Linked DNA regions of Homo sapiens: region 1 is linked to region 2. Evidence: chromatin contacts called from ENCODE Hi-C or POLR2A ChIA-PET data. All regions are on one chromosome and are shown on one strand. Each heading gives the region's core, a stretch centred on a gene start or an enhancer-like site at or near the end of the contact. The rest is flanking DNA. Distances are from core to core; before and after follow the strand shown. Region 1 has its middle 50 kb from the start of TENT5C. Region 2 overlaps TTF2 (transcription termination factor 2).

Region 1 (3,857 bases), core at 676-3,175, 580 kb after region 2:
TACACACACATACCAATATGTGCATTTACAACTAATTACATACAAAGGAAAGCACACACACACCCAGAGGTGCACAAGCACACGGTCAATGCCCTGCAGAGCCCACCTGCAGCTCCCTGAGCCCAGGACAGCTCTGTTACCCTCTGAGTCTCTGGGTCAATCTTTACCCTTGCCCTCTGGGTCTTCCCTCTCTCAACAAACCCTGAGGCTGGGCACTGAGGCCTAGGGGATTCAGTGATTTTACTGATAAGGCTGAAAACAGGCAGGAAGGGAGGGTAACTTACAGTGCTCTCCGGATGTTACAGTATTTGCATTTCCACAGTCTATGTGTCTGAAAAAAACTGGGTTTAGTCTAGAAACTTGGTGGTACGCAGGTGTAGCTTTCAAGAGAACTGGGAAACAATGCTGTATGGAGATGGTAACCACTTGTGAGCTGGGTCAGTTTCACTATTTACTATACAGGCTGGCCATGATCTCATTGAACTCTCAGAAGTGCCTTCTGCACAGATAATTTATAGATGATGAAACTGAGACTTGGACATGTAAAGTAATTTGCCCAAGGCATGCAATTTGTAATTGGCAGATCTGGGACTCAGGGAGTAGGCTTCTGATTCCAAAGACAAGTGCTCTTACCACCCCTACCAGCTCAGCCTCTTGCCTCTGGTGTGTGCCCCTGCCCCCTCCCGCCTCTGGGCTCCACATTCTGGCTGCTGACTCCCTCACACATGGCCTGGTGGAGCCCCTACCCATGCTGAGTGGGGCTGGGAAAATGGTGAATTTTCTAGAAAATTGTGAAAGCGCTGCCTACGAGAATGGCTGCCTGGGACACTCCAGCTGCAGGCCCTGGGGCAGTGCCCGTTTGGAAGGTGCAGAGTTTTCTGGAGATAAGCAAACATGAGTCAGGAGAAAGCGACAAACAGCTCACCCCTGCAGATTGGCTGCCAGGACGTGAGATGATCATGCAACGTCAAGCTAACAGCCTCAAATCTTTTTGAAATCGAGTGCCCAGTTGACAGTTAAATCAGTCCGGAGACACAACTTCTCTCCCTCTCAAAACATATACACACACGCGCACACGCGTGCACACACACACGCACACACACACACACTTGATGTGGATTGTGGGACCAGAGCATTCAGGACTTTACAGCTCTAAAGGACCTTCGAGCTCATTGAGCTCTTGACCACCTTAATGTCAAGAATCGCCCAAAGTACCCATTTAAAAGACAAATTCTAACCTCAGCCCATTCCAGGTCTCCAGAATTCTAAGGGAATCTCTAAAAATCTTCTCAAGAAGCTGGATGTTTTACCAGGTTCCTGAGAGATTCTCATCACATCAGAGTTTGTTCCTTCAGGGTTTTGGAACACTGAATCTAGACTAACCCCTTCATTTTATAAGCAACATTTTAGTGATCTACAACATTTGTGTGAGCTGCGCAAAGCCACACAGCAAGTTGGCAGCAGGGCAAACGTGGATTCCCAGCACCGGGCCTCTCTGTCACACCACTCTTCTGACCACATAGAAAAGGAAGGATGGAAGGAAATCAGAGTTACTGAGCGCCTGCCATGGGTTGGGGCATGCTGGACAATTCAGTAGTAAGAGCAAAGGGAACCCCCTGGGTGCCAAGTGCTGTGCAGGGCACTTTTCCTGCTTTTGGAATTTAATACTTATAGTAGCTCTTGGCTGGGAATGGTTACCCTCCTCACGTGCGAGATGAGGCAATGGGCACACAGGGGCTGGGCACTTCTCAGGACCCAGAGGCCCCAAGAGCTAGAGGCAGAATTTGAAGCTGGACCTCAGCTGGAACCTTGAGAGCCCAGGCTCTGAAGCACTGTGCTGCGTCAGCTCTCAGAGACGCACTTGATTCTGTTGCTGATTTCATCAAAAGCTCACAGAAACCTTGTGATGTAGGCGGCGTCTTGTAGAGTTGAAGAAGCCAAAGCCCGGGGTGACAACAAAACCTGCCCAAGATCACACAGCCAGCAAACCATGAAGGCAGATTCAGCCCGGGTCTATCTTGTGTCAAACCCACACACTCCTCACCACATGTGGCGGTTTCGGAAGCTCCTTCCTGGGGCTCCAACTACAGACTACCTCTTCTGACAGTCTCACCCCCGCTGTCCCAGCTCGAACCTTCACCCTCTTTGGGCAGTCTGCATCTGGGGGCCCCCTCACACCCAAGTGCTACTGTGTTTACACTTCTGTTTGTTCCTGAATTCTCTTCTGACCCTCAACTGCTTTGAAGTTCTACAGCCAGGCTCTGCACAGTTTTTGAAAAGCGGAAGACAGTAAATCTTGCAGGCTCTGGGGTCCAGACCATCTCTGTTGCGACCACTCAGCTCTGCCCTTGCAGTGTGTTTAGTTCAGCCATAGACAATTCGTGAATGCGTGAGCATGGTTCAGTACAGCTTTAGTTCATGAGCTGTTGTTTGCCCATTCCGATGTTCTAGAAGAATGCTGGGGATTTGAAATGCTGAAATTTTCGAATGCTGAAAATCCATTCGAGCAGATTTTTATTTGATTCTGCTCTTTATGGGACAGAAGACAAGTCTGTTTGGGAAGGCATGTGTTTGAAAAGAGCCTAAAGGTGTCTGACCATTGAGACCCTAGTGCCTAAAAATCTGGAAGAGACTGCCTAGTTCTCAGGGAATGTTCCTTCCTTCCTTTATTCATTCATAGACTAGTTTGGAACACCCGCCATGTGACAGGCATCGTGTTGAGCCTTGGTGAGACAGACAGGCAAGTCTTTGCAGAGCTTATAGCTCAGTTACTGCTGGGGCTGCCAATGTGATGACTAATAGCAAAGAGTGTAAAGAAGGACACGACTTAGTTGGGGGCTGGGGAAGACTTCCCAGAAGAAGCAATGGGTAAGCTGATTCCCCTGACTGGGAATCCAAGTGAGGGCAGAGACAAGGTACAGTGTAATCAATGCAGGGAAAGAAACATCAGGTGACAGGCTTTTACATGCCATTTTTAGAGAATATGTGCACTGCTGTATTGACCCTTTTGGGAGGGTCTGATTCTTTTAGACAACAGGAACATCCGCTTTTCCCACTGGCAGATGGATCAGGCTGTTGATCCTGTTCTGTGATCCAAATGGCTCAGTCTCCATACTGGGAGATGGGGAAGGTATAGCTGATGTTTTGTGTGAGTCGGTGAATTGTCACAGAAGTAGACAAAACCATGCAAAATTTCCATTTGTTTCTTTGGATTTACCTCTGAGCCGAGTCTCTCAGATCATTAGAAAAAAAAAAAAAAAACACCCCAGATCACAGAGTCTAATAGATAGAATGTTATCTTTAAGGCAACGCTTAAAACTCAATGTTCGTAATGTAATATTTATTTAAAACAAAATAGCTTAACTGTTTTTTTTTAAACGAAAAAATCTTACCTAATTAGTTCCTTGTTCTTTTGGCCCAAAAAAACTCAATTTTACTTTGTTAAAGAAAATATAAGAAATACCAACTACATGAGAAAGTTAAACTGATGTTTGATTCAAATACTAATTATTTTTATTTTTTAATTTTTAAAAAATTTTTTTCACAAAATTATTCACTCATTTTATACACATTTTTGAGCTCATACCATGTGCCAGGCATTGGGCTACAAAGATGAAAAAGACATCAATCCATTTTTATTTTTCAATATATTTCCCAGAACTTGTGTCATCTTAGGAGTGTCCGTGCTGCTGATTGGGCTCAGGGCACAGGTGCTGCTGGATGGTGTTTGGTGCTTTATGTGGTAACCTATTTCCCCAACAGGACATCATGGCTGCCAGGACGAAAGCGTATGCCAGTGGGCTGCATTGACCATGTGGCTTTGTGCATGTTTGGGGATGATTACAAGGATAATAGAG
Region 2 (3,837 bases), core at 1,257-3,756:
TTCTGTATCCAATAAGTCTCAGCATGCATCTGAGACATTTCATCATTCTTCCAACTGGCTGAGAAATCCATTCAAGGTACTTGACAAGAATCAAGAACCAGCTCTCTGGAAACAGCTCATCAAAGGTGAAGGTGAGGAAAAGAAGGCTGATAAGAAGCAAAGAGAAAAGGGAGATCAGCTTTTCGATCAAAAGAAAGAACAGAAGCCTGAAATGATGGAGAAAGACCTCTCATCTGGCCTGGTACCAAAGAAAAAACAATCTGTAGTTCAAGAGAAGAAGCAAGAAGAGGGAGCAGAGATTCAGTGTGAGGCAGAGACTGGAGGCACACACAAAAGAGACTTTTCTGAAATTAAATCTCAACAGTGCCAAGGTAATGAGCTTACAAGACCATCTGCATCTTCTCAGGAGAAATCAAGTGGTAAGAGTCAAGATGTCCAAAGAGAATCAGAACCTCTGAGAGAAAAGGTTACCCAGCTTTTGCCTCAAAATGTTCACAGTCACAACTCAATAAGCAAGCCCCAGAAAGGGGGACCCCTCAACAAGGAGTACACGAACTGGGAGGCTAAAGAAACAAAGGCAAAGGATGGCCCTAGCATACAGGCCACCCAGAAAAGCCTGCCTCAGGGGCATTTCCAAGAGCGGCCGGAGACCCACAGTGTGCCTGCTCCTGGAGGACCAGCGGCTCAGGCTGCACCAGCAGCACCAGGGCTTTCCCTGGGTGAGGGCCGTGAAGCTGCCACAAGCAGTGACGACGAGGAGGAAGATGATGTTGTTTTTGTTTCCTCTAAGCCTGGGAGCCCCCTACTCTTTGACTCGACTCTGGACTTAGAGACGAAGGAAAACCTCCAATTCCCTGATCGAAGTGTGCAAAGAAAGGTGTCTCCTGCCTCAGGTGTTTCCAAGAAGGTAGAACCCTCAGACCCAGTAGCCCGGCGTGTCTACCTTACAACACAACTGAAACAAAAGAAGGTAACTATTGACTCGTGTTTTGTTTCTGAGGTCAGAGCATTGCTTGTTATGGGCAGATATGAGATCTCATTGCTACAGAAGGGTTAAATATGTTCATGTGAAGGTTTTATAGGTGCATGTTCAGTTTCTGCCTTTTCCCCTATTTATATTTTCAAGATTGGTAAGCCAGCTGGGTTAAAATTTAAAAAAGGTTCTGGTTTTTGCACACATATTTAAAAGACCATAATTTCAGAGTTTGGGTGTTTCAGGCTATTTTAATCTGAAACTATTCATCTAACAGTGTGAGAGGAGAGATCCATTTGATGGAATCTGTTTTTCAGAGCACACTGGCATCAGTGAACATCCAGGCTCTTCCAGACAAGGGTCAGAAGTTGATCAAACAAATCCAGGAGCTGGAGGAAGTACTCAGTGGTCTTACCCTTTCCCCAGAGCAAGGTAAAGTGGCTTATGCCTCAGAACTCCGGGTTTGCATCGACTTTACAAGAGACATTCGGGAAGCCCTTTTAATAAAGAATGTGTTGATTCATTCACTTTTCCATTTTATTATCTGCTTCTGAGACTTCTTTCACATTACACCTATGGTTCATAAAAAACTTTCTCCTGTTTCCTGTGGACTCTACTTTCTTCCCCATTGTTTAAGCAACTGTTAAAATGCTACCTTCTCTAGGAATCCTTCATCGGAATGGTGATGATCCCTCTCTCTTGACCTCACCTCCACACATATGGTCCCTTCACTTAGTTTGCTGAACTTTAATCTGCTCTTCCCTTGTTTTCTGAGCAGGAACTAATGAGAAGAGTAACAGTCAAGTACCACAGCAGAGTCACTTCACCAAAACTACCACTGGCCCTCCCCACCTGGTGCCTCCCCAACCCCTTCCTCGTCGTGGTACCCAACCTGTGGGTTCTCTAGAACTAAAGTCTGCCTGCCAGGTGACTGCTGGAGGATCCAGTCAGTGCTATCGAGGTAAGACCCAAGGGCCTGACCCTGCTGTGAATAGCCACCCCTGTGAGTTACGTGCCACCCGGTACAGTAGTCACCTCTTATCCACACTTTCAGTTAACCTTAGTCACCTGTGGTTCAAAAAAAGGTGAGTACAGTACAGTAAGATATTTTGAGAGAGAAAGAGACAGAAACCACATTCACATAACTTTTATTACAGTATATTCTTATAATTCTTCTATTTTATTATTATTGTTAAATGCTTTCTGTCCCTAATGTATTAAAGTTTAAAATAGGTATGTACGTATGGGGAAAAAAAAAAGCCAAAACATAGTATGTGTAGGGTTCAGTACCATCCAGTTTCAAGCATCCACTGGGGGTCTTGCAACATACGCCCTGTGGATAAGGAGGGACTACCGTAGATGTCTTTGTGCCCACATGAGGGGAGAAGCCATTCTTAAGTCAGAAGTTGCCCATATAATAAAGATTGTGCAGCTCAGTAGAGCTTTGCATCGTGTTACTTAGCTTTCTGTGAGGGCACAGACTGTGTCTACCTTGTTCACCACTGTATGCTGATTAGTCAGCTCAGTGGCTGGCACATAGGAGTCATCCAGTCAGCATTTGTGGATGAAAACTCTAGCTCGCATCATTATGAGGTAGGCAGACCTGCAGATATGCTCTTATTCTTTCGTGTGTGTGTAAGTGTGTGTAAGACTGAGGAGAGACATGAGTCAAGACTGATGACTAATAGATCCACAGAGAGCAATAACACCCTATTAGCTAAGTGTTTCCTTCCTGAACTTTCTAGGCAACTTTGAATTCAGAGGTAACTGCAGAATGAAGATTCCAAGTGGAGCCTGAAATGTGTAATAGGATCAGTTGACAGGAGACTGATCAGGAGATAGGAGCTTGGAGATTGGGTTGGCTGGCAGTGACCAGAAAAGCAAAAGCCACTTGTTTCCCAACTGAGAACTGCTAGAGACATGGAAAGTTGAGGAGAGTAGTTAACAAGGAGGGTAAGAAACAGATACAGGGCCATTTGTAGCTAAGTTCACTCTAAAGGGATAAAGAAAACATACTTGTGACATCTTTTAGGTAACACCTATTTGTATGCAGGCCATACAAACCAAGATCACGTTCATGCAGTGTGGAAAATCACAAGTGAAGCCATCGGTCAACTGCATCGCTCACTTGAGTCATGTCCTGGTGAGACGGTTGTGGCAGAAGATCCCGCCGGGCTGAAGGTGAGCCAGGGAAGACTCCTGGTGTAGTCCTCTATGACAGTGCTCCAGCAGCCCCATGAAACTGCTGGCAGAGAGACTTTCTGAGATACCTTTCCTACAGACAGATGCTTAAATGGCTTCCCTTGCAGCATCCTCTCCTTTTATGCTTAACAGTGCAAACAATAACAACAAAACCCCTTTTTTAAAAAGTCATAAAGTTACTTATTTCTGTAGCAGTAAAGGATCCATTTGTTGAGTTGGTAGGTGCCACAAGAATGTGAAGGAATTGTTGCTTGTAATGAACTAGTTGGGGTGAAAATACATATACAATGTAAATAAAACAATTAGCAAAGGCTTTAAGGCAGAAATAAGGGGTGCCTTGTAATATACTATAAAGTACAAAAGGGATTCAGAATAAAGGAAACATCACTCTAGGTCAGTGATTATTTGTTGTCTGCCTACTTTGTGCCTTAAAGGTTGAAAGCCTTTAGATAGCAGAGAGGAAAGGAATAAAACGCTGCAATTAGAGGGAGTGGTGACTAGTGGGAAGATAAAGAGATTGGTATTCAGAAGTGGTGATCAGCTGTCATCAGTACCTGAGCCAGCAGTAGCAGGTGATGTTACTGAGTAGGAGCCTGGCATTGATGAAGGATTAGATCTGAATAACTCAAGAGATAGTATGGAATCGCTGTAGCATTTAAGCA

The links. A loop is a pair of places that touch in the nucleus more often than their neighbours do. ChIA-PET counts read pairs that join two places held with the same protein, here RNA polymerase II (POLR2A). Pooled maps may share reads with other maps.
Region 1: a pooled map shows a loop between it and region 2 (6-fold over the local background). The contact joins two enhancer-like sites. A Hi-C loop is called at or near these places in 3 of 168 maps with a recorded cell type or tissue (CD4-positive, alpha-beta memory T cell and naive thymus-derived CD4-positive, alpha-beta T cell), 18 of 37 single-sample maps with no recorded cell type and 14 of 50 pooled maps. POLR2A ChIA-PET finds 5 or more read pairs at or near these places in 3 of 52 experiments (activated CD4-positive, alpha-beta T cell, activated CD4-positive, alpha-beta memory T cell and activated naive CD4-positive, alpha-beta T cell).

What each region holds. Positions count from the first base shown.
Region 1 is chr1:117,654,411-117,658,267 of GRCh38, forward strand. No RefSeq gene overlaps it. Among named protein-coding and RNA genes, the nearest start is that of TENT5C, 50 kb to the left of the region's middle. RefSeq lists enhancers at 603-762, 1,581-1,650, 1,801-1,910, 2,271-2,410. Within about 2 kb of position 1,926, at least 13 of the 41 ENCODE cell types and tissues checked have a DNase peak (open chromatin) inside an H3K27ac peak, as active enhancers do.
Region 2 is chr1:117,074,890-117,078,726 of GRCh38, forward strand. TTF2 (transcription termination factor 2) reads left to right here. Exons shown (of 23, transcript NM_003594.4): 5 at 1-970; 6 at 1,291-1,405; 7 at 1,752-1,934; 8 at 3,027-3,154. Among named protein-coding and RNA genes, the nearest start is that of TTF2, 16 kb to the left of the region's middle. RefSeq lists an enhancer at 1,990-3,189. Within about 2 kb of position 2,507, at least 2 of the 41 ENCODE cell types and tissues checked have a DNase peak (open chromatin) inside an H3K27ac peak, as active enhancers do.